Linked DNA regions of Homo sapiens: region 2 is linked to region 1. Evidence: chromatin loops called from intact Hi-C (ENCODE). Cell type or tissue: OCI-LY7. All regions are shown on one strand. Links, peaks and the distances in the headings refer to the core of each region. The heading gives the core; the rest is flanking DNA. Region 1 overlaps SETX (senataxin). Region 2 overlaps TTF1 (transcription termination factor 1).

Region 1 (12,299 bases), core at 1,605-9,604:
ACTCATAGCTAACGTTATACTTCATGGTAAGAATGAAAGCCTTTCCTCTAAGATCAGGAGAGATGTTTGAAACTCTTAATGCTTTTTTTCAACATTGTACTAGAGGTTTTAGCCAGAGCAGTTAAGTAAGGAAAATAAATAAAAAGCATCTTTACTGGAAAGAAAAAAGTAAAACTCTCTCTTCATAGGTGGCATGATCTTATTTCTAGAAACCCTAACAAAGCCATTCAAAGGCACTATTAGAGATAATAAGCTTAGCAGGATACAAGATTAATATGTGAAAGTTGATTATATTTTGATGCAACTAGCAATGAACAATCTGAAAAGGAAGTTGAAACAATTCCATTTACAATAGCATCAAAAAGAATAAAACACTTCGGAATAAATAGAACCAAAGAAGTATAAGACTTGTACGCTGAAAACTGCAAAACGTTGTTGAAAGGAATTAAAGAACACCTAAATAGGCCGGGTGCAGTGGCTCATGCCTGTAATCCCAGCACTTTGGGAGGCCCAGGTGGGTGGATCACCTGAGGTCAGGAGTTCAAGACCAGCCTGGCCAACATGGTAAAATCTTGTCTCTACTAATTATACAAAAATCAGTTGGGCATGGTGGCACACGCCTGTAATCCCAACTACTCTGGAGGGTGAGGCAGGAGAATCACTTGAACCCGGGAAGCAGAGGTTGCAGTGAGCTGAGATCACTCCATTGCACTCCAGCCTGGGCGACGAGAGCGAAATTCCATCTCAAAACAAAAAAAAAACCACCTAAATAAATGTGAAGACATCCTGTTTTCATGGACTGGAAGACTTAGTGTTGTGTTGTTTTTTGCATTTTTTGTGTGTTTTTTCATTTTTAGTAGAGACAAGGTCTTCCTAAGTTGCCCAGGCTGTTCTCAAACTCCTGAGTTCACACAGTCTTCCCAAAGTGCTTGGATTACAGACATGAGCTACCATGCCCAGCCAAAGACTTAGTATCAGCGTGACCATTTCTGTAAAAAAGGCAGTTGGATTACATCTGTAGATCAATTTGGGGAGCGCTGCCACCTTAACACTAAGTAAATAACTTGTACTATGTGGTACAATGAAATATTAATGAAGAAAGGGATGAAGTTCTGTTACATGCTACAACATGGATGAACTTTGGAAATGTTATGCTAAGGGAACAGTCACAAATAATCACATTTTGTAATTCCATTTATGTGAAACTCACAGTATAAGAAAATCTGTAGAGACAGGAAGTGTATTAGTGGTTGCCAGGGAATGGAGAGAGGAGGAAATTCAGGCTAACCTCCAAGAAAATGTTTTTAAAATGTCTTAGCAGCCGAGCATGGTGGTGCATGCATCTCCTTGGGAGGCTGAGGCAAGGAGGATTGCTTGAGCCCCAGAAGTTTGAGTCCAGCCTGGGCAACGCAGTGAGACTCTGTCTCTCTCTCTCTCTCTTTTTTTTTTTAAGTTTCTTTAAAAATAAAGACTGTAAGGCCAGGCATGGTGGCTCACATCTATAATCCTAACATTTTGGGTGGGTGAGGTGGAAGGATTGCTTGGGGCCAGGGGTTTGAGACCAGCCTGGGCAACATGGCAAGACCCCATCTCTACAAAACATGGAAAAATTAGGGTGGTGGTCCATGCCTGTAGTCCTAGCCACTTAGGAGGCTGAGACGGAGCTCAGGTGTTCAAGTTACTGTGAGCTATGAATATGCTGGTGCACTCCAGCCTGGACAAGAGTGAGGCTAGACTGTCAAAAACCAAAAAACTAAGCCGGACGCGGTGGCTCACGCCTGTAATCCCAGCACTTTGGGAGGCCGAGGCGGGCGGATCATGAGGTCAGGAGATGGAGACCACAGTGAAACCCAGTCTCTACTAAAAATACAAAAAATTAGCTGGGCATGGTGGCGGGCACCTGTAGTCCCAGCTACTCAGGAGGCTGAGGCAGGAGAATGGCGTGAACCCGGGAGGCAGAGCTTGCAGTGAACTGAGATCGCGCCACTGCACTCCAGCCTGGGCGACAGAGTGAGACTCCGTCTCAAAAAAAAAAAACCAAAAAACTAGTTTATAAATATGTATACTTAATAATTATCTTCCTTTTTCCAGTAAATATGTTTCTCTTTTGTAAATAGACCAGCAGAAGTAGACACTGTGGATGCATTCCAGGGTCGGCAGAAGGATTGTGTTATTGTTACGTGTGTCAGAGCAAATAGCATCCAAGGTTCAATTGGGTGAGTTACTGTCATTGTTGCTCTTTTATACTTGTATACATTGTTGCTTGTTTATAGTTCAGGATTAGGTTCATTATCACTGTTAGAGAACACCATTTGCTTTTTTAATTTTCTTTTGTGAAAACCTGTGTAATACTATGAAAGTTTCTCTTTTAAGTTGTGAAATAGACCCACTGTTAGATCTTGGTGCAATCTTGGCCCACTGCATCCTCCACCTCCTGGGTTCAAGCGATTCTTCTGCATCAGCCTCCCGAGTAGCTGGGACTACAGGCATGTGCTACCACGCCCAGCTAATTTTTGTATTTTTCTGTAGAGACAGTGTTTTGCCAGGTTGCCCAGGCTGGTCTCAAACTCCTGAGCTCAAGTGCTCCACCCACTTTGGCCTCCCAAAATGCTGGGATTACAGGCGTGAGTCACTGCGCCCGGCCTTGGTGTCTTTTATATTAACCCATTTCATAGTGTGAATCTGTTCTTTTATTTAATAAGATTCAAATAAATAATTAGATTATACTTTGCAGAGGCATATTACTCCCCATGGTATGTGTCAAAGTGTCATTGTTTTCTGTGTTTTCCTGCTTTGGCTAAATTTGTTCACCTTAACTACTGTCAGTTTATTTAAGATGCTAAGGACACCTGTATGAGTGACAGAAAATATCCCAAGCCCAAGACTCTTACATGATTATTTGTTTCTTGTCATGAGAAGCAGACAGAATTTACAGGTTATAAATTAGTTCGTTTTCAAATAAAATAGTAATTAAAGTAATCTTTGCCCCTCCCTGGGATGGGCTGCATATACAGAGCCCAGTTGTATCTCAGGGTCAGTTTATAAATAGACCTTTCTTTCCCAGCTAATTTGAAATTTCACTTTTATCATACATCAATTCTATTTCTGAGCTCTTTTTCTGATCTACTGAAATATTTATCTGGTGTTCATGTATTTCTACACTAGTTCTACAATATCTTAACAGTCTAGATATATTTAAATGTAAGAATAAAGTGATTAGGCTGGTACCACATTTTTAGGATTTTTCAAGGCTTCAAGATTGCACTGTTAAAATTTCCAATTATCTTATCCAGGTAAAAATAGGAAATTGATAGATGCATCACTTTGAAGGAAGCCCCGAGGTTTTGGTTTGTTTCCTGTTTTTAATAGGAATTCTTCTGTGCCCGGTACCCTGTATTGGGACGGAGAGTAAGAAAGCACTGTGACTTCTAGAGGAGTGAAGGAGTCCCGGAAAAGCTGCCTGCAGTCCACCTGTGTCTCACATGGGCATGCTGAGTCATTCTAGAGTTCACCTGTGTCTCACTGGCATGCTGAGTCATTCTAGAGTCCATCTGTGTCTCACATGGGCATGCTGAGTCTAGAGTCCACCTGTGTCTCACACGGGCACGCTGAGTCATTCTAGAGTCTACCTGTGTCTCACATGGGCACGCTGAGTCATTCTAGAGTCCACCTGTGTCTCACATGGGCATACTGAGTCATTGTAGAGTCCACCTGTGTCTCACATGGGCACGCTGAGTCATTCTAGAGTCCACCTGTGTCTCACATGAGGATGCTGAGTCATTCTAGAGTCCACCTGTGTCTCACACGGGCACGCTGAGTCATTCTAGAGTCCACCTGTGTCTCACATGAGGATGCTGAGTCATTCTAGAGTCCACCTGTGTCTCACACGGGCACGCTGAGTCATTCTAGAGTCCACCTGTGTCTCACATGAGGATGCTGAGTCATTCTAGAGTCCACCTGTGTCTCACACGGGCACGCTGAGTCATTCTAGAGTCCACCTGTGTCTCACATGAGGATGCTGAGTCATTCTAGAATCCACCTGTGTCTCACACGGGCACGCTGAGTCATTCTAGAGTCCACCTGTGTCTCGGGCTCACTGAGTCATTCAAGATTCCACCTCTGTCAGACACGGGCACGTTGAGTCATTCTAGAGTCCACCTTTGTCTCACATGGGCATGTTAAGTCATTCTAGACAAAGAAGGAACTCTTTTTTTATTGCCTAGATTCCTGGCAAGTTTGCAGAGATTGAATGTCACCATCACACGAGCCAAGTACAGCCTCTTCATCCTCGGACATTTGAGGACCCTGATGGTAGGTACCAGAGAGCTCAGAAGTTTACCCATTGTTACTGTTGTTGGATTGAGTTTTTGTTCTTATTTTCCATCAAAGTGTAAATGATTTCTGGATTACAAAATAATGGTTGTTATGTTTTCCAGCAACTTCTTCCTAGGAGCTTTTGTGTACACGTGAACCATTCGCCTTTTTTCAGCCCAGAACCCAAGTATCTACACTGGGCTCTCAAGGTGACCATTTTAAAACAAATTATCCACATCATAGGATTATTGTTAAGAAGGTATATTAAACCCACAGATGTAAAGTGCCAAAGCAATTGCTTGGCACTTAGTAAACACTCAGTAAATGTGGCTGTTATTGGCCCAGCTTAATGCCAGAGAGAGTTTGCAGGCGCGTGCTCTGCTCTGCTTTTCTGCTGGCACTGGGAGCTGTGCTGCTCACTCTGTTTCTCCAGCACTTAGCGCCTCCGGCATTCTTCTGCCAGGACAGGCGCCCCTCTGGAAGAGGTGTACGAGTTTCCAACTTCAGTAGACAAATGGTACAGCTTAATTCACTGATATCACAGCTAGATGTAGCACGTATTTGCTGTTTGTCTTATTAGGGGTAATAACTTTGTAGTTTTCCTCATTTCTCTTTTTTATGAAGTCATTGATTTCATCTAAGAAGAGCCAACTTGGTGGCTGTTTCCCCTGGTTTTGGTTCCTGCCACCAGGTGGCGCTCAGATACACCTTCTTTCTTGTTTCACTCCTCTATCACCTCCAGCCTTTGTCGTCTGTGTGCCTGCTCTGAAGGAAGTTTTAAAAGCTGTGTACCGTTTATTTTTATGTACCTCCTATTTTTAAGTTGATAGAAAAAATCTTTGTAAGTTTAAATATTACTGAAGATTATGCTTCTGATGTATTATCAATATTGACATTTTAAAATACAGCAATTAAAATTATTACATCACTCTTAAATATATCCAGTGGAATAGAAAGCAATATTATTTTATTTTTTCCTCTCTTTGAAATTGTACTTCCATTCCTGCTTGTTTAGGCTAAGATTCACTGGGGTAATCTCTTTTTAGAATTAAAAGCCTTTAAGTTAATCTCACTGATCTACACCTCTCTCACAAAAATTTCTGTATAACTTGAAAGTTTAAAAAGTTGTTTTCCCCTGGCGGGAGTGCAGTGGCACAATCACAGCTCACTGCAGCCTCCGCCTCCTGGATTTAAGCCGTTCTCCCACCTCAGCCTCCTGAGTAGCTGAGACTATAGGCGCATGTACCTAATTTTTGTACTTTTAGTAGAGAAAGGGTCTTACCATGTTGTCCAGGCTGGTCTCAAACTCCTGGGCTAAAGTCATCCCACCTCGGCCTAAAAAGTTGATTTTTATCACTATTTGGGGAACCCATGTGAAGGGTGCATGCAACCTCTCAGTACTTTCCTTGCAACTTCCTGTAAATCTATAGTTATCTCAAAATGTAGGTTTGGATTTTTAAAAATTGCTTTTCCTGTGACCATAAGCATCTGAGTGTTAAAACGTGATCTCTTATCAATTGAATAGCCTGTTAACACTTATTTGTACAGTTGAGCAAAACAAGACAAATATATTTAATATCACAGATTTTGATCATGTTTAAACCTGACAAGTAAATGAAATGTTGCTAGAGATACATCTTTTAGTGATGCCTTGATTAAAGGAGGCTTTGTGGGCACTACTGTTTTTCATCCTCCCTTAAGTTGGCACCTCATGGTGTTGATGTGTCTTGGCAGTGCACTCTGGATGGATGAGGCGCATCATGATTGTGAAGGGTGGGGTGCAGGAGGCAGGGCAGCCCAAGGAGGACATGGGAAGTAGGGTTTGCAAGGTTATTCTGTAACCCTTTTTCACATTCCGTTTAGACAGTGTTTGGGAGCCCCTGGGTCACACTTGCACAACTGTGCAGACCACTGACCTCCAGCTAATGGCACCGACATTGTCTTCACTCTAGGAAGGCAGTGCTACAAAAAGAGACAGACGAGAATCTGAAACTTCCCGACATGTCAGCTGGGCTTCCTAACTTTTTTTGTCCTTGGGCTTTTTCTTTGTTGTTTTGGGGATTCATTTGCTTTTGTTTCTAAGTTTTTAGCCTAGTTCCCCTTATGGGAATGGGATCAATCATTAAAGCGTTTGATTTCCTCTGAGAAACCAAGGCTAATAGTGCCTGCTCAGAACTGTTTCTGTGATCTTAGGAATGGATTAAACACCAAGTTTAGGTGTAGTGAACTTAGCAAAAATTGCAAGGCCATCTGCTTCACATATGTGTTTGAGCCACAGGCTAAGGATCTCTAGAGATCTGAGTGAGAAAGAGAACTGAGCCCCCAGAGCCTGGCGCTCCCTCCACAGACCTGTCTTCAGTATGCCAGCCACCGGGCCAAGCATTTTATTCTGGTCACATGACTTTCTCCAAACCTTGAAAAACTACTGTGAAGTCAGCTTATTACCATAGTTCATCAAATTCAAGAAACCATTCATTATAATATACACCACTATTTTATGTACCATTATTAGACTATGACACAGTGCCTTATTTTCACTTAGAACTTTCATATTTATTGAAAGGACTCTTAAGACTTTAGACAGATTTTTACCATATTCTTATCCATACATAGAAAATACAAGTAAAATAATAGGTTAAGATATTCCTAAAAATATTTCACTTTCAGAATTTAGCACGAATGAATCACTTCCCAATCCATAGTCATCAGTGTTGTCATTCATCCCAAGTGCAATAATAAGGTTGGCAATTTAGCATTTGCTAAGAGTTACACCATTGTCTCCAGGATTTCTTAGAACCCTTTATCTCCAGTGTATAAGGTTTTTTTGGGGGTTTTTTTTTGAGACAGAGCCTCACCTTGTTGCCCAGGCTGGAGTGCAGTGGCACAATCTCAGCTCACTGCAACGTCCGCCTCCTGGGTTCAGGCGATTCTCATGCCTTAGCATCTCAAGTACCTGGGATTATAGCTGTGCACCACTACACTTGGCTAATTTTTGTATTTTTAGTAGAGACGGGGTTTCACCATGTTGCCCAGGCTCGTCTTGAACCTCTGACCTCAGGTGATCCGCCCGCCTCAGCCTCCCAAAGTGTTAGGATTACAGGCATGAGCCACTGCACCTGGCCCAGTGCATAAGTTTTAATGCTGGTGTTATCTTGTCTTATCAGAAAATGTCTGTAGAAGGTTTTCAGGCATTATTTTTAAATGGTTTATTGACTAAAAGTCTAAGGGTTATAATTGCCTCATCATGTAATTTCCAAGGATAGGTACATGGCCAAGAGGCTCCCCAAGGTCAGAAATGCTAAAATGTGAAAGCAACGTGCACTTTAGAATCCATTAAATAAAATATTACTCCTATTTTACAGATGAGGAAACAGGCTCAGAGAGGTCAAGTGACTTGACCAAGGTCACACAGCAAGTAAATACTGTGCAGCCTCACTGCTTCCCTAACATACCTTTATGAACAGTACAGGAGCCCCCATGAGAGGGTAGCTATCCTTTTTCTTCTTTTCTTTCTTCTTTCTAAAGAGACCCGAATTCTAGTGGTTGTAAAGCAGCAGCCTCCTCTGAAGAAACTCGGGAAGAGAGGAGAGGTGCATGTGTTTGGCAACTTTCCCGATGGGATTTAATATCTTAAGCTCCTGTAGGAAACAGGCAGAAAGTGAGATGATATCTTGAGATCTCGGTGGATGAAGATGTTTTAGCCATTCGGGGTTTGGGAGGCCTTTAGAAATCCAGTGAAAGCCTTGGGCCTTTTTCTAGAATAGTCACATGCACTCAGAAGTTTGCTTTCTGAAACCAGACCTTCCTGTTTCAGAACGTTAGCCCTGCCAAGAGGTGTAGGCAGTACTCTAGATCACCAATGTCCAAAGGACCTTTCTGTGATAACGGAAATGTTTTGTGTCTGCACTGCTCAGTACAATAGCCATTAGTCGTGTGTGACCGCTGTGTACTTGAAATGTGGCTGATGCAATTTAGGAACAGAATTTTTTATTTTAATTTATTGAAATATAAATAGCAACATGATGCTCCTAGTGACTAGTGCAGACCTGCGTTGCAGTTGAATGCACTGATAAAAATGGCTGAAGTTCGGCCAGGCACGGTGGCTCCTGCCTGTAATCCCAGCACTTTGGGAGCTGAGGCGGGCGGATCATGAGGTCAGGAGATCGAGACCATCTTGGCTAACATGATGAAACCCCGTCTCTACTAAAAATACAAAAAATTAGCCGGGCGTGGTGGCGGGTGCCTGTAGTCCCAGCTACTCGGGAGGTTGAGGCAGGAGAATGGCGTGAACCCGGGAGGTGGAGGTTGCAGTGAGCCAAGATCGCGCCACTGCACTCCAGCCTGGCAACAGAGTGAGTCTCTGTCTCAAAAAAAAAAAAAAAAAAAACAAAAGTTGAAGTTCTCCATTATAGGTTGTGACCAGGTCTTATTTTTAGGAATGGGACTTTATCATTTTTTATTTGAATTTATTTTTTCCTTTCATCCTTGTCTGACGAGTAATGAATCTTGAGAATATGTTCATACAATAATATGTATTATTTGTTCAGAAATGAAAGCTGGAACTCTATGCTTCCCAAGCAGTGTCTCTTTGGGGTGTAATTATTTCTCCCTTCTCATTGTTTCAAGGAAAACCAGCATTGGAATCAGCTGATTCAGGATGCTCAGAAGCGTGGTGCCATTATTAAGACCTGTGACAAAAACTATAGACATGATGCAGTGAAGATTCTGAAACTCAAGCCTGTGCTGCAGAGAAGTCTCACTCACCCTCCTACCATAGCCCCAGAGGGGTCCAGACCCCAGGGTGGTTTGCCCAGCAGCAAGCTAGACAGTGGATTTGCCAAGACATCTGTTGCTGCTTCTCTATACCACACACCCTCTGACTCCAAGGAAATTACTCTTACTGTTACTTCAAAGGACCCTGAAAGACCTCCTGTTCATGACCAACTTCAGGACCCACGACTGCTGAAGAGGATGGGCATTGAGGTCAAAGGAGGAATATTCCTTTGGGATCCACAACCCTCGAGCCCCCAGCATCCTGGAGCAACACCTCCTACGGGCGAGCCGGGCTTCCCTGTCGTTCACCAGGACCTGAGCCATATACAGCAGCCCGCTGCTGTAGTGGCTGCTCTGAGCAGCCACAAACCTCCCGTGCGGGGCGAACCTCCAGCTGCCAGTCCCGAGGCTTCCACGTGTCAGAGCAAATGTGATGACCCGGAAGAGGAGCTCTGTCACAGGAGAGAGGCCAGGGCTTTCAGTGAAGGGGAGCAGGAGAAGTGTGGTTCCGAGACCCATCACACCAGGAGGAACTCTAGGTGGGACAAGAGGACACTGGAGCAGGAGGACAGCAGTTCCAAGAAAAGAAAGCTTTTATAGGAAAGCCCAGTGACATGGGCCAGCAGCCACAGCATATTGTAAACTGAAGATGACCAGCTCGTGGGACCATCTAGATAAGCTTGTTTTTTGTAAGGAGTTTGTGTGCTGTTGGAAAACATGGAAAATGCATCCTTAACACCTGAGCCTCTGGTCATCTTCAGTATTTTCTGTCATTTGCAAAAGCTTTCAGAGGGCATTGTGTATCCGTAATAATGTCCTTGAAGTCAGAGACTGGAAATGTTGATCTCTTAGTCTTCTATAGACAAGGAGGTCAGACTGGAGTGAATGTTGTAAAAGTTGAAATGTATATTTGTATAGCAAATAACAAAATCCTTTTAAAATTTAATCTAGTAGACCGCTTTTCTTTCCCCCTGTTTAAAATGTTAATCAGTTTTCAACAGAACAAACTTTATATTACCAAAAAAAAAAAGATGGGAGGAGGGCGGGTCCTTTCAACCATTGTTAGAGCAAGACAGATAATTATTTAACAGCCTAGCTTGGAATAAGCTGAGTTAGTGCTGGTGGGTCAGGTGTCTCTGGCTCTATTAAAAAAAGCAAAAACCCCCCCAAAAACCTGGAGTCTCCTAGGGGACACTTTGGGCAGCACGGTTATGTTAGGTAAAGTCTTGCTGACATGGTGCATTTTTAGATAGAGTGCATTGGCCCAGGGTATTATATTTCTGTGATGAGTTCATTTACCTGTTTCAGTATGCACATAGTTCCCTAGCTAAAATTCCTAATCTTCTTGAGAGAGAAGAATATGGAGTGAAAGAATAATTCTTGAGCTATCATTCAAATGCTCCCAGCATATTGTGAGCCTTGTGTGACTGGTGAGGTACAGACATTTGGTTGCCAAATGCTAGATTAGCGCTGGGTCAGCTGTGGAAGAATCGCCTCAGCTTACAGATTGTCAGACAGATCTAACTAGTTTTCCAGAAAGCCTGGGAAGCTGTGTGTTCAACATTTCCCAAGGGATTCTGATCACCAGGCAGCTTGGGAACCACTGGGGCAGGCCAAATAGAATATTTTGGGCGGGAAAGAAGCACCCGATTTAAAATGAAGCGTAACCAGAGGAGTTCAGAACTGGGAAGAGAGTGGTAGACTTCCTGTGATCTTCAGAAATCATCTACCTGGTAAAAATACATGCTGTTTAGAATATCTGATAGGTGTTTCCAGCTACTATTAGAGGTGATAGTGCTTTTGTGGGGGAAAAAATTGGTCATGGTGAATGGAGATCGAGGAAGCTCGGGACAAGGGAGGGGTGGGCTGCCTGATTTTGTCCAGTTTTCCAAATATCCACGCAGTGAACTGGAGTATCCTAAACATGAGAATGTACAGTTGACAGTTGTAAAAACTAGGGATCTGTAGTGAATGCTGTGCAGCCCCATATCTCATTTGGGGGTAGGAAAATAGCTGAAGATTCATGTGCATTATTTGACATTTCCTTTGTCATCTGCTTTTTAAGCAAAAAAGGGTTTTGTGTTAGAAATTCTACTTGAGCAGATTATAAAGAGCTTTAAAAAACAACTTTCGGTTGCCAAAAGTTTGAGCATTTGATTTCATTACCTGTGTCTCCCTCACTGGTGTCCAGACGGTCAACTGAATACTCCTGAAACCCAGGGAGCAGGTGACTTCCTGGAGTGCTTTGTCCCCAGAGTCAGCCACTGCTTCCTCTGTGGGGGTGGAGAGTTTGTCTTTGGCCATGCAGTGTGCGACAGTTCAGGACGGGTAGGGATGGGTCCCATTCTGTCTGGGTCAAGGGCTCTATCAGCTTCTTCCATGTGCCTTTGGGAAGAAATCTCGTTACTTTAAGTTTGCTTTCCTGTTATCTTGATGAAGTGCCCATTTTAGCAGACACTTGTAGTGCTGACCACTTAGGGAATGTACAAACTCCTAAGCTTCTAAAGGGAGGCATGGCAAAAACGTTGGGGTCAGGATGTCTCTCACGCTGCTCATGTTAATACTATTAACACATGATTTGAGAAATAAGTTTTCTCTAAAATGCATATTTTGCCGCCACACACTGAACAATATTATTTCCAGTGAAGTTTGATGCCTGTTCTTACGTTGTGTTCACCTGTTGGTTCACCACTCAGCAGATCTGATTCTGCAAGAATTAATGGTAGAACTAGATCATCCTTTCTAACAGACGAGCCTGTGTCCTGTGACGGCCTTTCACAGCGGAATGCAGTTGTACCTCACATTACTTTTGAAACTTCACTCGTTCCAGTTGGTACAAGTATTTGCCAAAGCCATTTCCTATGTTCACCGTGGCCCCTCCTGATGTGGCTGTCAGCGCAGCGTTGTTGAACAGGGCTATTCTTTTTACAAGGTGTGAAGTGTGGCTCTTCGCTTCGTCTTTGCCATGGCATTAAAAGAAAGTTCCCTGTCTTCTTTCAATATTAGTTATTTCAAATGAATATGTGCTACTTAAAAGCTTGTTTTGTTTCTTTGTATATAATTTGCCTTGGATTTATTGTGCACAGTTTGTTGAGTTGTATGTTTTTGTGAATTATCAGGAGTAAATTTGACAAGTACATGTGAATAACCTCCTGTAAATGAATTTTATAACAAAAATGTACTGAACTATTTTTTAAAGTTGTGCAGATTAG
Region 2 (12,299 bases), core at 1,956-9,955, 110 kb before region 1:
TATCAGATTGTGACAAATTTTGCTATTCAAGATAAGTACTTTTAAAATCTTTTTAATTGGGTCACTGCCTTTACTAGAACCTTCAGTCAGCCTGCAGCCACTAGCTTCGGCATTAGAGGAATCATCAAATCATTTCTCACTTTACTAAATTTGTCTTATTTGATGTTCCAAGGCTGGTAATGGTAATAAGAGCAATGCCTGTCTGTGCATAGATAGTCAAAATACATTGAGGTCCAGGTACTGTGGCTCATGTCTGTAATCCCAGCACTTTGGGAGGCCTAGGCAGGTGGATCACTTGAGGCCAGGAGTTTGAGACCAGCCTGGCCAACATGGTGAAACCCTGTCTCTACTGAAAATACAAAAATTAGCCGGGCGTGGTGGTGCGCACCTGTAAGGAATCCCAGCTACTCGGGAGGCTGAGGCAGGAGAATCGCTTGAACCCGGAAGGTGGAGGTTGCAGTGAGCTGAGACCGTGACACTGCACTCCAGCCTGGGTGACAAAGTGAGACCCCGTCTCAAAAAAAAAAAAGAAAAGTTAGAAGTTGGTTCTGAATGAGAGCAATTTAGATAAGAAAAATATAGGATATTTTAATGAAAACTCTACCCTTGAAAGTAAACTATGTTTTTCTTCCTTTTAATGTAGGACAGAAATTCTAACCAAGAGGATGACTAATGGTCGGCGTATCTACTATGGCATGAATGCCCTGCGGGCCAAGGTCAGCCTTATTGAAAGGTATGAAAAATAGAAACGGATGCCTCTTAACTGTTTCTGTCTCTAGCCAAAGAGAAGTTGTTAACCCAGCAGAGTCTGCAGTGAGATTGCCAAGGTCCAAATCCCTGTTCCAGCACTTTCCGCATGTATTGTGGGCATATGACCTACCCTTCTAAGTCTCAGTTTACTCATCTTAACTCATCTACTGAGGATGACGATAATCGTACCTAGCTCTTAGTGCTTTCAGGAGGATAAAAGAAAATAACGTGTGAAACATACTGTATACTCCGTGTATTTTAGTCTTTGAAGCATTTCATATGGATATAAATTATTTACGCCCGTTGGAAAATGGGGGTAAATGACTCAGGCAGAGCCCTCCTGTGCTCCAGCATGAGCTTGTTGGTGTCACCCTTGCTTGTCTTTGGTTTTGTCTTTGAGTTCCTTGTCCATGCAGGGTCCCCCCTAAAGTGTTGAAGGGTGACGAGGAAAAGGGAGACATGGGCCCGTTTCGTGATGCGTGTGAGACTAGTGGACCTGGCCCATGTCGACTGAGGAACAGGAAAGAGCAGCAGAAGCCTGTGGGTTCTGGCCTTGCTGTCCGCCTTCATTCCCTCTGCCTCACACGTGAGCCCTGCCTAAGGCTCACTGTGGGTTTCCTGATCCTCTTTCCTAGGGGTGGATCGGGGGGTGGTTATGCCCCCGCCCAGTCTTCCCTGCTAGAGAGGCAGCATAGATTACCAGATCCAAGAAGGGCATCTCAAGTCAAGCAGGCCTGGGTTCCAGTGTCGGCCCCACCTATTAGTCATGCAATCTGGAGCCCATGACTGTGTCTCTTGGCACCATTTCCCTGTCTGTAGATTGGGGGGGGAGGGTTACTGTAAATGAATTTGCGCACTTTAAGGTCTTAACTTGGCTCGGCGTGGTGCCTGACGCCCATAATCCCAACACTGGGAGGCCAAGGCAGGAGGAGCCCAGGAGTTTGAGACCAGCCTGAGCAACATGTCAAGACTCCATCCCTACAAAAAATCTAAAAAATTAGCCGGGCATGGTGCCACGTGCTTATGGTTCCAGCTTCTTGAGAGGCTGAGGTGGGAGAGTTGCCTGAGTCCAGGTGGTCGAGGCTGCAGTGAGCCACGATCACGCCACTGCAGTCCAGCCAGGGTGACAGAGCGAGACCCTGTATCAAAAAAAAGACCTTCACAGTGTCTGTCACATAGTACAGATGTCCTCTTACTGTGTGTCTATGTTGAATGATGAGGTGGTGTTTTTTACTGTGAGAAAGCAACATGGTTTGTTGAGAGAAACAAAGGGCTCAGAAAGAGGAAAGAGGTCTTTTCAGCCCATCTCTGTAGCCCACCAACTGACTGACCTGGATTAACCTTGGGCTGGGATGCTGAGCTCACTGTGCATGTGTAACGAGGGAGCTGGAATGCGGCGAAAGCGCACATACCTTCCAGCTCTCAGCACTCCACGCGTCCATGAAGATGGCTATCATGATTATTTTTGCTTGAAAATTTAATTTTTATTTTTTCTCACAGGTTGTATGAAATAAATGTGGAAGATACTAATGAAATAGACTGGGAAGATCTTGCTAGTGCCATAGGGTAAGACCATTTGTTTAATATTAAACTAATTAAAATATAGAGATGACTTAATAAATACAATAACTCCCTATCATCTTACAGGGCTGATAATGATGCTGCATTTGGAATTTTGTATAAGTGGTGGTTAAAATTCAGTGTATTTGCTAGGAAACCAATTTGTTAGTGCAGAGGAAACTGTAATTTTAGGAGCAGTGTATACGTAAAGGCTCTGAGCTGCTAGGTAGATCAGGTTTTCATGACACTAAATACATCACTAGTTGGATATGTTTTTCATTTTTCTTCCCTTTTTTTAGTGTCACATAGATCATCACGCCTCAGGTGTTTTGTGATTACAGATTTTAGCTAGAGCATAATACCTATGGCCCACCCACCTCCCTCCTATTTCAGTTTTCCAGTGGAAAAATAATCGTGTAAGGAAGTATTACCATACAGTCGAGTTGACCTTGGCAGGCATTGGAGGTGATATTATAGGTACTTTAGTAACAATGAAGTGAATTTTCCCAGTACATACCTTTTATCAATTCCAATTATTGAAAAATCAAAGGCTCAGAATTACTCTTCACCCACCAAATACGAGGTGCCTATATGCCAGGCATTTTTCTAGGCTCTGGGGATACAGCATTGAACAAAAGACAAGTTCCTTGCCTGGTAGAGCATCCATTCTGCTGACACAAATGCCAAGTTTTGTATAGTATAGAATTAACCTAAAAACTACATTGATGATAACGATATCAAACTAATAATAATTATTGACTACCTTCTGTATACCAGGCACAGAGTAGGAACTCACATTTAGTTCTGGGAAGAGACTGTAAACAAATAAGCTCATTTCAGATAGCATGGTACCAAAAAGAAAACAAAAATAGAGTAGAAGGGACGTCGGGGGCAATCAGATAGAGTGGTTAGGGAAGACTATGGAAGCAGAAGCGGTGGCAGGGTAGCCATGCGGGGATGAGACTGAAGATGTTCGGACAGAGAGTAGTGAATGCGGACACCTTGAGCCAGCACTGGCTGGGCACATTCAAGGGACTGGAAAGGGACCAGGTGGCCCAGAACAGTGAGTAAAATGACGGCAGCGATGGGCTGGGTGCGTGTGCAGGCCAGACTCCCACGCCTCAGGGGACTTCAGACAGTTGACAACTCAGCACACGCTCCAGACATCCAGGAGTTCCAGTTACCTTTGTGTACCCAATTTGGAACTTTGTAAACACTAGCAATTCTCTGGTTTTCAGCCCAGCTCTCACTTCAAAATCATCTGGGGAACTTTTAAAAAATACCAGTGCCACGTGAATGGGATTGGTCTGGTGTGGGGTCTGGCTTCGCATGAATGGGATTGGTCTGGTGTGGGGTCTGGCTGTCAGGATTGTTCAGAGCTCCAGGTGACTCAGATGTGTTACCCTGCCGAGACCCCGTGCTTTAGCGCTGGTTAAATGACTTGGTCGGTTCCCAGTTAGAACGTTTTAGTTGTGTGTAACAATTCAAATACAGAACTGAATATCATGCCCCACCCATAAGGAAAAAGGACTTGACTGTTCAGTTTGATTTTGCTGTTTTTCTGGAATAGGTAATAGATTACGTAGTCCAGAATTAAAGAAACGTAGGCTGGGCACGGTGGCTCTTGCCTGTAATCCCAGCACTTTGGGAGGCCAAGGTGGGCAGATCACCTGAGGTCAGGAGTTCAAGACCAGCCTGGCCAACATGGTTCAACTCCGTCTCTACAAAAATACAAAAATTAGCCAGGCATGATGGCAGGTGCCTGTAGTCCCAGCTACTCAGGAGGCTGAGGCAGGAGAATCGCTTGAACCCAGGAGGCGGAGGTTGCAGTAAGCCGAGATCATGCCATTGCACTCCAGCCTGGGCAACAGAGCAAGACTCCATCTCAAAAGAAAAGAAAGAAAGAAAGAAACCTGAAAGGAAACACAGTGAAAAGTGTCCCCTTACCACTCACCAGCCACGCGTAGCCCTACAGGAAACCAGTATCTATTTTCCGTAGATGGTTTATGCAAAATGTCTGCAGGATCTGAGTGATGTTCTGATGGCTAATGTTGGCTATTTATACCTACTCTCTTTTGTTACTGCTTGAATAGGAGTTACCAGAGATTGTCTTTTCAAAGCACCAGCTTTGATTGCGTTGACCCTATCTTGTGATTATTCTAATGTCAGCTCTTTATCACGCCCTCCCTTCAGCTCTCTTTGAGTTTATTTTGCTGCTGTTCTTCAACTTCTTGAGATGGGTTCTTAGCTCATTTTCCATTTTTCTTTCTTTGTAATATACATTTAAGGCCATATGTTTTCTTCTAAGTACTGCTTTATTAGCAATGCCCAATTATTTTTTTCAGAAACTTTATTAGGAAAATTTTAGACAGATACAAAATAAATGAAGCTTCATGTACCCATCACCCCAGTTCAGCAACTGTCAAAATCCAGCCGTCCTTATTAAACATCTACATTCACTCCCTCCAATTACTGTTATCTGTTTTGGTAAATTTTACATACTTTGCAGCCTTAGTACCATTCAAAATTCAAATAATTCTAGTAATTCCATTTCTAGAAATACATTCTACAAAACAACTTCACACATACATGAAATGACTTGTATACAGAGTAACTGACTGCAAAAGGCCTGTTAATAGGGGACTGGCTATATATGTATTTTACCCATATAGTGACATTCTTTATAGCTACAAAAAATCATGAGAAAGCCCCTCGGTGGTGGGGCAAAGAAAGCGCCAAGATACAGTCTTGGGTGAGGAAACACTGCGTGGTTGCAGGGTGGTGTGCCAGCGCCACAGAACAGGAAAGCTGCAATGTGTGTGTTTATTCGAGACTTCCAGTCTCTGTGCTCTGGACCAAATAAATCAGACCAGCCCTCCCTCCAGCCCACCTGCCACCGAAGACACCCAAGAAAGGCAAATGAAATGTATGCAAAGTCTCTTAAAGGCTTCAAAAAGCTAAACAAGTTGCAAGAGTAACAGAAAGAACCCCGCATCCCCTTTACCCATAGTCGCCTCTTCTGAACATTCTGCTACGTTCACTTTATCATCCCTCTCTCCCTCCTCCAAGGGAATACGGTTTTTCCCATAACCATTCAAGAGTTAGTGGCAGATACCACTTCCCAAGCAAGGATGTTATTTTACATAACCATAGTACAATCGAGAATCAGGAAGTTTCACATTGATATAGTACACCCTCTAAAACATAGTCCACATTCAGATTTCACCAGTTGTCCCAGTAATGTCCTTGATAGCATTTTCCCCCTTTAATAATTGTTCCATTTCCTTAGTGTCCTTTTTTTTTTTTTTTTTGAAGACAAGAGTCTTACTCTGTTGCCCAGGCTGGAGTTACAATGGTGTGATCTCAGCTCACTGCACCCTCTGCCTCCCAGGTTCAAGCAATTCTTGTGCCTCAGCCACCTAAATAGCTGGAATTAGAGGCATGCACCACCCTGCCTGGCTAGTTTTTTTTTTAATTAGTTAATTTTTTTTTTTTTGAGACGGATTTTCACTCTTGTTGCCCAGGCTGGAGTGCAACAGCGTGATCTCGGTTCCCTGCAACCTCCACCTTCCGGGTTCAAGCAGTTCTCCTGTCTCAGCCTCTGAATAGCTGGGATTACAGGTACCTGCCACCATACCTGGCTAATTTTTGTATTTTTAATAGAGACAAGGTTTCACCATGTTGGCCAGGCTGGTCTCAAACTCCTTACCTCAAGTGATCCACCCACCTCAGCCTCCCAAATTGCTGAGATTACAGGCGTGAGCCACCACACCTGACTTTTTTTTTTTTTTTTTTTTTTTGTATTTTTAGTAGAGATGGGGTTTTGCCATGTTGCCCAGGCTATGCTTGAACTCCTGGCCTTAATCCCTCTCAAAGTGCTGGGATTACAGACGTGAGCCACCATGCCCGGCCTTCCTTACTGTCTTTTAATCTATGAAGATCGTCCATCTTTGCTGTTGATGGTAGTGAAATTTTGGAGGAATACAGGCTAGGTGTTTTGTAGAATGTCCGCAGTTGGCACTTGTCTGGTATTTCCTCTTGAGGAGATTCAGGCTGTGTCCTTCGGGCAGGAGTACAGCATATTCCTGATGTTTGCTATCACTGCATTACGTCACAAGGTACATAATTCTCGTTTTGACTTTTTTTTATTATTTAGCTAAGGCAGCATCTGCCTCTTTTCCCCACTGTATAAAAATACTGGTTCTTCCTTTGGTGGTAAGAAATGGCTGTGGGAAGACATTTTAAGACTATATAAAGATCCTGTTCCTCTTTAAGCTTCTGTCAGTTTCCTTGTGGTTTTCATTTGCATTTCTCATGTGAGAAGTGAGATTGAACATGGCTCTTGTGTTTATAAGCTGTCTCTCTTTCCCTTCACTGTGAGCCTTCACTGCACATAGCTCTTGCATTTTAATCAGTTCCTGCGATTGGAGGGCCCACCACTCTCGATATCTCAACTTACTGCTTGCTACGCAAGGGAGAGCTGGGCTGCAGAGCACAGGCCCTCTACGTGTTGCCGAGCATCATGGGGCTCGGGGATCAGTGACTTTCAGATGCAGGGATGTTGAGGGATTGTTTGGCCTTTGGTTTTGGAAGGTAGACAGTGGGGTGAGGCTGCTGCAGCCTGGCTGACTTCCAGAAGTGTGGCTACTGGTGTGAGGTCGCCATTGGTCCATTAGGAAAGATTTTGTTTTGTTTCTAGTCAATATTCTGCGGAACCATTAGGGAGGGTTTAAACTGGTTCTGGTGGTTAGTTATTTATGGTTTGGGATTATAACCAAACAAGAAAGGACAATCCGTCTCTTCCTTCTTGAATGTGGAGAATTGGAAATTCTTAGTCCAGGCCCTGCCAGGACTCACAGATACATGCCGTGGTCCCAAAGTCTTTTCTTTTCTAGCTCATCTGAGGGGCAGGGTGCCCACTCTTCAGCATCATAGGCCCCAAGCAGGGAGGGTGCCAGGTGCTTTGAAGGAGGTGACGCTGATGTGCACCCCACCAGCTCCCATCTTGAGAACGACTTACATTGACAAAGCCCTTTATAATGTCAAACCACTTTTTAAAAATTCAACTTTTCGGCCGGGCGTGGTGATTCACGCCTGTAATCCCAGCACTTTGGGAGGCCAAGGCGGGTGGATTGCTTGAGGTCAGGAGTTTGAGACCAACCTGCCCAACATGGTGAAACCCCATCTCTACTAAAATACAAAAATTAGCTGGGCGTGGTAGCAGGTACCTGTAATCCCAGCTACTGGGGAGGCTGAGGCAGAATTGCTTGAACCCAGGAGGAGGAGGTTGCAGTGAGCCGAGATTGCGTCACTGCACTCCAGCCTGGGCCACAGAGCCAGACTCCATCTCAAAAAAAAAAAAAATTCAGCTTTTCCATTAAATTTGTGTATGCTTTGTGACATTTCTTCAGATCACATGATTTTTAAAACTAAAATGGGTTTTTATGGTTTTAAATAAAATTACATGTTTAAAAACTGATTATTAAGCTGCACGTGGTGACACATGCCTGTTGTCCCAGCTACTCTGGAGGCTGAAGTGGGAGGATCGCTTGAGCCTGGGAGCCAGAAGTTGCAGTGACCCGAGATCACGCCACTGCATTCCAGCCTGGGTGACAGAGTGAGACCCTGTCTCAAGAAAATAAATTAAATAAAAATAAATAAAAGGGCCCCACAAAATCCAGGTAGGGGGTAACTGATGAACTGATTACCTATTTCAGATTTACGAATCTCAAAACTCTAAGATAGAGATTATGGCATCTAGTCAAATACTATTTGAAATACTACGTACTCTCAAAGTTTTAATAACAAAATGGTAAAAATTATATTGAAGGTTCAGTCTCCTCAGATTCTTAAAGACTTTGTGAATTATATAGGCAGGATTTAAGGATAGCATCTCCACCTAATGAGGTGTAACACTTGCTTGGTTTTAAAACGTCCAGATCAGTTCTTGTTGCTTCCTGAAGCATGGGCTTGGGTCTGCAGCATGTTGGGCGCACAGCATTATGGGAAGGGAAAAGGCACAGGCTGCCGTAGAGCTGGGGTTTCAGAGTGAGACAGATTTGGCATAGAGTCCAGGGACTCCACTTAAAGTCTGTGGGCAGTTGTTCCCTATTTGTCTGAGCCTTTGTTTCCTCATCTGCATTATGGTTTAATAGGCTGTCAGGAAGGCTAAAGGAGATAATGGGCCAGGTGCAGTGGCTCATGCCTGTAGTCCCAGCACTTTGGGAGGCCAAAGCAGGTGGGTCACCTGAAGTCAGGAGTTCAAGACCAGTCTGGCCAGCATGGTGAAGCCCTATCTTTACTAAAAATACAAAAATACAAAAATTTAGCTGGGCGTGGTGGTGGGCACCTGTAATCCCAGCTACTCAGGAGGCTGAGCCAGGAGAACAACCTGAACCTTGGAGGCAGAAGTTGCAGTGAACTGAGAATGTGCCTCTGCACTCCAGCCTGGGTGACAGAGCGAGACTCCATCCAAAAAAAAAAAAGAAGATAATGCGAGAAAGAGACATTGTCTGGTACCTGGCACATACGTCCTCAGCTAGTGGTTGCTGTGATGAAGAGGTCGGAAGAATCTGATCATCTTTTACCTCTACATACTTAGCAGATCAAATTCTTCATGCTAATCATTTTAACAACTGGATTAGTTAATTGTTTTTTAATGTTCCCCTTTTATTAGGAAAAAGTGCCCAAAAAGTTTAGTGGTTTTTTACTTTAAAATACAATTTAAGAATAATTTCTGACCCACTTATTGTAAATTGAAATGTTTTGTAAATTGAAAACGTACCAAAACCTCATAAGCATCTGCTCTTTTTAGCTTTGTGAAATAAACATCAGGGAACATCTGTCTTTGAATTGTGACCAATATGTATGTGTCCTGAGTGTAATGGTTAAGAGGGTAGGATCTGGAGTCACACTACTTGATGAAGTCCCAGCTCTATCCCTGATTAGCCATGTGAGCTTGGGCAACTTCTCTGTGCCTCAGTTTCCTCGTCTCTCCAGCACGAGGGAGAGAGTGGTAACTCCCTCCTTGAGTTGTCGTGAGGATTATTTATTGCTGCAGTTAAGGTGCTTAGGGCAGGGCTGAGCACAAGGTAAGCATCAGCCCGTTAGCCGGCATTATACTTTGCCTTCTATACTTTGCCTTCTCGACTAGTGATACAAGTTATCTTAATTTAAATAGAATCCATTCTGTACTACTGATTCTTTTTCCCCTTTACATTTTTTTAAACCAAATAAACAATAGCTTTCCATATTCCACAAAAATTGTGTCATATTTGTATCACACATGTATGATGATCTTATGTTTACGATAAAAAAAACTATAAACCTCACCTGAATAAATGTACTTACTACACTGTATTGAAATGATAGATTTTTAAACTAACTTGCTTTTTATCTTTTCTTTCCTTTTCTAAAGTGATGTTCCTCCATCTTACGTTCAAACTAAATTTTCTAGGCTGAAAGCTGTCTATGTTCCATTTTGGCAGAAAAAGACTTTTCCAGGTTAGTATTCTTAATATTTATATGGCTAAGAACATGGCATTTGGTGCCACATGCTGGTAATGAAAGTCACCTAGGCAGGTGACTGGACTTAGAGCCTCAGCTTCATCAGCTGCAAAATGGTGGAAACAGGCAGATTATAATCCCTATCTGACAGGACTTCCAGAAGTCCTAAATGAAGCATGAACGTGTAGGGTGTGGTCATCCCGGTGCTTGACACTTAGCGACCACTCTGTAAATAACTGAGTCCTGCTGGTGTTGCCATCACACACACACACTCGTGCACACAGCACATGCACACATGACATGCCCGTGCACCACACCACATGCAAGCACTCACACACACCACATGCACTCACACCACATGCACTCACACACACCACATGCATGCACTCACACACGTATGCACTCACACCACATGCACTCACACCAACCACATGCACTCACACCACATGCACTCACACCACATGCATTCACACACCACATGCACTCACACCACATGCATTCACACACCACATGCACTCACACCACATGCACTCACACCCACCACATGCACTCACATCACATGCATTCACACACACCACATGCACTCACACACACCACATGCACTCACACCACATGCATTCACACACCACATGCACTCACACCACATGCACTCACACCACATGCATGCACTCACACACACCACATGCATTCACACGCACCACATGCACTCACACCACATGAATTCACACACACACCACATGCACTCACACACACCACATGCACTCACCACATGCATTCACACACCACATGCACTCACACACACCACATGCACTCACACCACATGCATGCACTCACACACCACATGCATTCACACGCACATGCACTCACACCACATGCATTCACACACACCACATGCACTCACACACACCACATGCACTCACACACACCACATGCATGCACTCACACACACCACATGCACTCACACCACATGCACTCACACACACCACATGCACTCACACACCACATGCATTCACACACACACCACATGCACTCACACCACATGCATTCACACGCACCACATGCACTCACACCACATGCATGCACTCACACACACCACATGCACTCACACCACATGCATTCACACGCACCACATGCACTCACACACACATGCACTCACACCACATGCACTCACACACACCACATGCATGCACTCACACCACATGCATTCACACACACCACATGCATTCACACACACCACATGCACTCACACCACATGCACACACACCACATGCACTCACACACACCACATGCATTCACACGCACCACATGCACTCACACCACATGCACTCACACACACATGCACTCACACACACCACATGCACTCACACCACATGCATTCACACACCACATGCACTCACACACACCACATGCATTCACACGCACCACATGCACTCACACCACATGCATTCACACACACACCACATGCACTCACACACACCACATGCACTCACCACATGCATTCACACACACACCACATGCACTCACACTACATGCATGCACTCACACCACATGCATGCACTCACACACACCACATGCATTCACACACACCACATGCACTCACACACACCACATGCATGCACTCACACCACATGCATGCACTCACACACACCACATGCACTCACACCACATGCACTCACACACACCACATGCACTCACACACACCACATGCACTCACACCACATGCATTCACACACACACCACATGCACTCACACCACATGCATTCACATGCACCACATGCACTCACACCACACGCATGCACTCACACACACCACATGCACTCACACCACATGCACTCACACCACATGCATGCACTCACACCACATGCATGCACTCACACACCACATGCATGCACTCACCACATGCATGCACTCACACACACCACATGCATGTACACACATACACAGAAGCATACACATATTCCAGAAAGAATAAAAGACACCCAGTTCCTTCTTTGTAGCCATTTGTGGGTGGTTTAGATATGTAAGTCCCAAACTCAGATCATCAGAGCCATGTGAGGAACTTGTTAAAAACACAAATTTCTGGCCAGATGCAGTGGCTTATGTGTGTAATCCCAACACTTTGTAAGACGAGGAGTTCAAGACCATCCTGGGCAACATAAGAGAGACCCTCCCACACACACACACCTATCTCTACAAAAAATACAAAAAGTGTCCAGGCATGGTGGTGCTTGTCTGTGTTCCCAGCTACTTGGGAGGCTGAGGTGGGAGGGGGAGGCTGAGGTGGGAGGATTGCTTGATCCTGGGAGTTCCAGGCTTCAGTGAGTGTGATCGCACCACTGCACTTCAGCTGGGGTGACAGAGCGAGACCCTATCTCAAAAAAAAAAAAAAAAAAGGATACAGATTTCTGGGCCTCATTTCAGACCTACGTACCAATTCCTAGTCTCTAGACCGAGTCCAGAACCTGGATTTTCACTAACGAGCT

The links. A loop is a pair of places that touch in the nucleus more often than their neighbours do. Peaks named below come from ENCODE experiments on the same cell type or tissue, not always from the same donor. Only the 100,000 strongest peaks of a DNase experiment are listed, where the experiment ranks them.
Region 2: a loop joins it to region 1, with 2.9 times the contacts of the local background. A loop is called at or near these places in 2 of 110 quality-filtered maps.

What each region holds. Positions count from the first base shown.
Region 1 is chr9:132,261,627-132,273,925 of GRCh38, reverse strand. It overlaps SETX (senataxin), which reads left to right. Exons shown (of 26, transcript NM_015046.7): 24 at 2,118-2,216; 25 at 4,224-4,311; 26 at 8,941-12,299. The coding sequence ends at 9,687. Among named protein-coding and RNA genes, the nearest start is that of SETX, 87 kb to the left of the region's middle. RefSeq lists a silencer at 3,996-4,170 and enhancers at 3,271-4,256, 3,375-4,574, 4,257-5,243. In OCI-LY7, for the core only: CTCF peaks have their summits at 4,798 and 5,010 (motif pointing right); a DNase peak (open chromatin) is centred at 5,015; H3K27ac peaks cover 1,492 bases.
Region 2 is chr9:132,376,573-132,388,871 of GRCh38, reverse strand. TTF1 (transcription termination factor 1) reads left to right here. Exons shown (of 11, transcript NM_007344.4): 8 at 644-733; 9 at 2,251-2,316; 10 at 9,728-9,813. Among named protein-coding and RNA genes, the nearest start is that of TTF1, 24 kb to the left of the region's middle. RefSeq lists enhancers at 4,985-5,034, 6,452-6,611. In OCI-LY7, for the core only: a CTCF peak has its summit at 5,039; DNase peaks (open chromatin) are centred at 4,331, 5,181, 6,651 and 8,301; H3K4me3 peaks cover 3,701 bases; H3K27ac peaks cover 6,897 bases.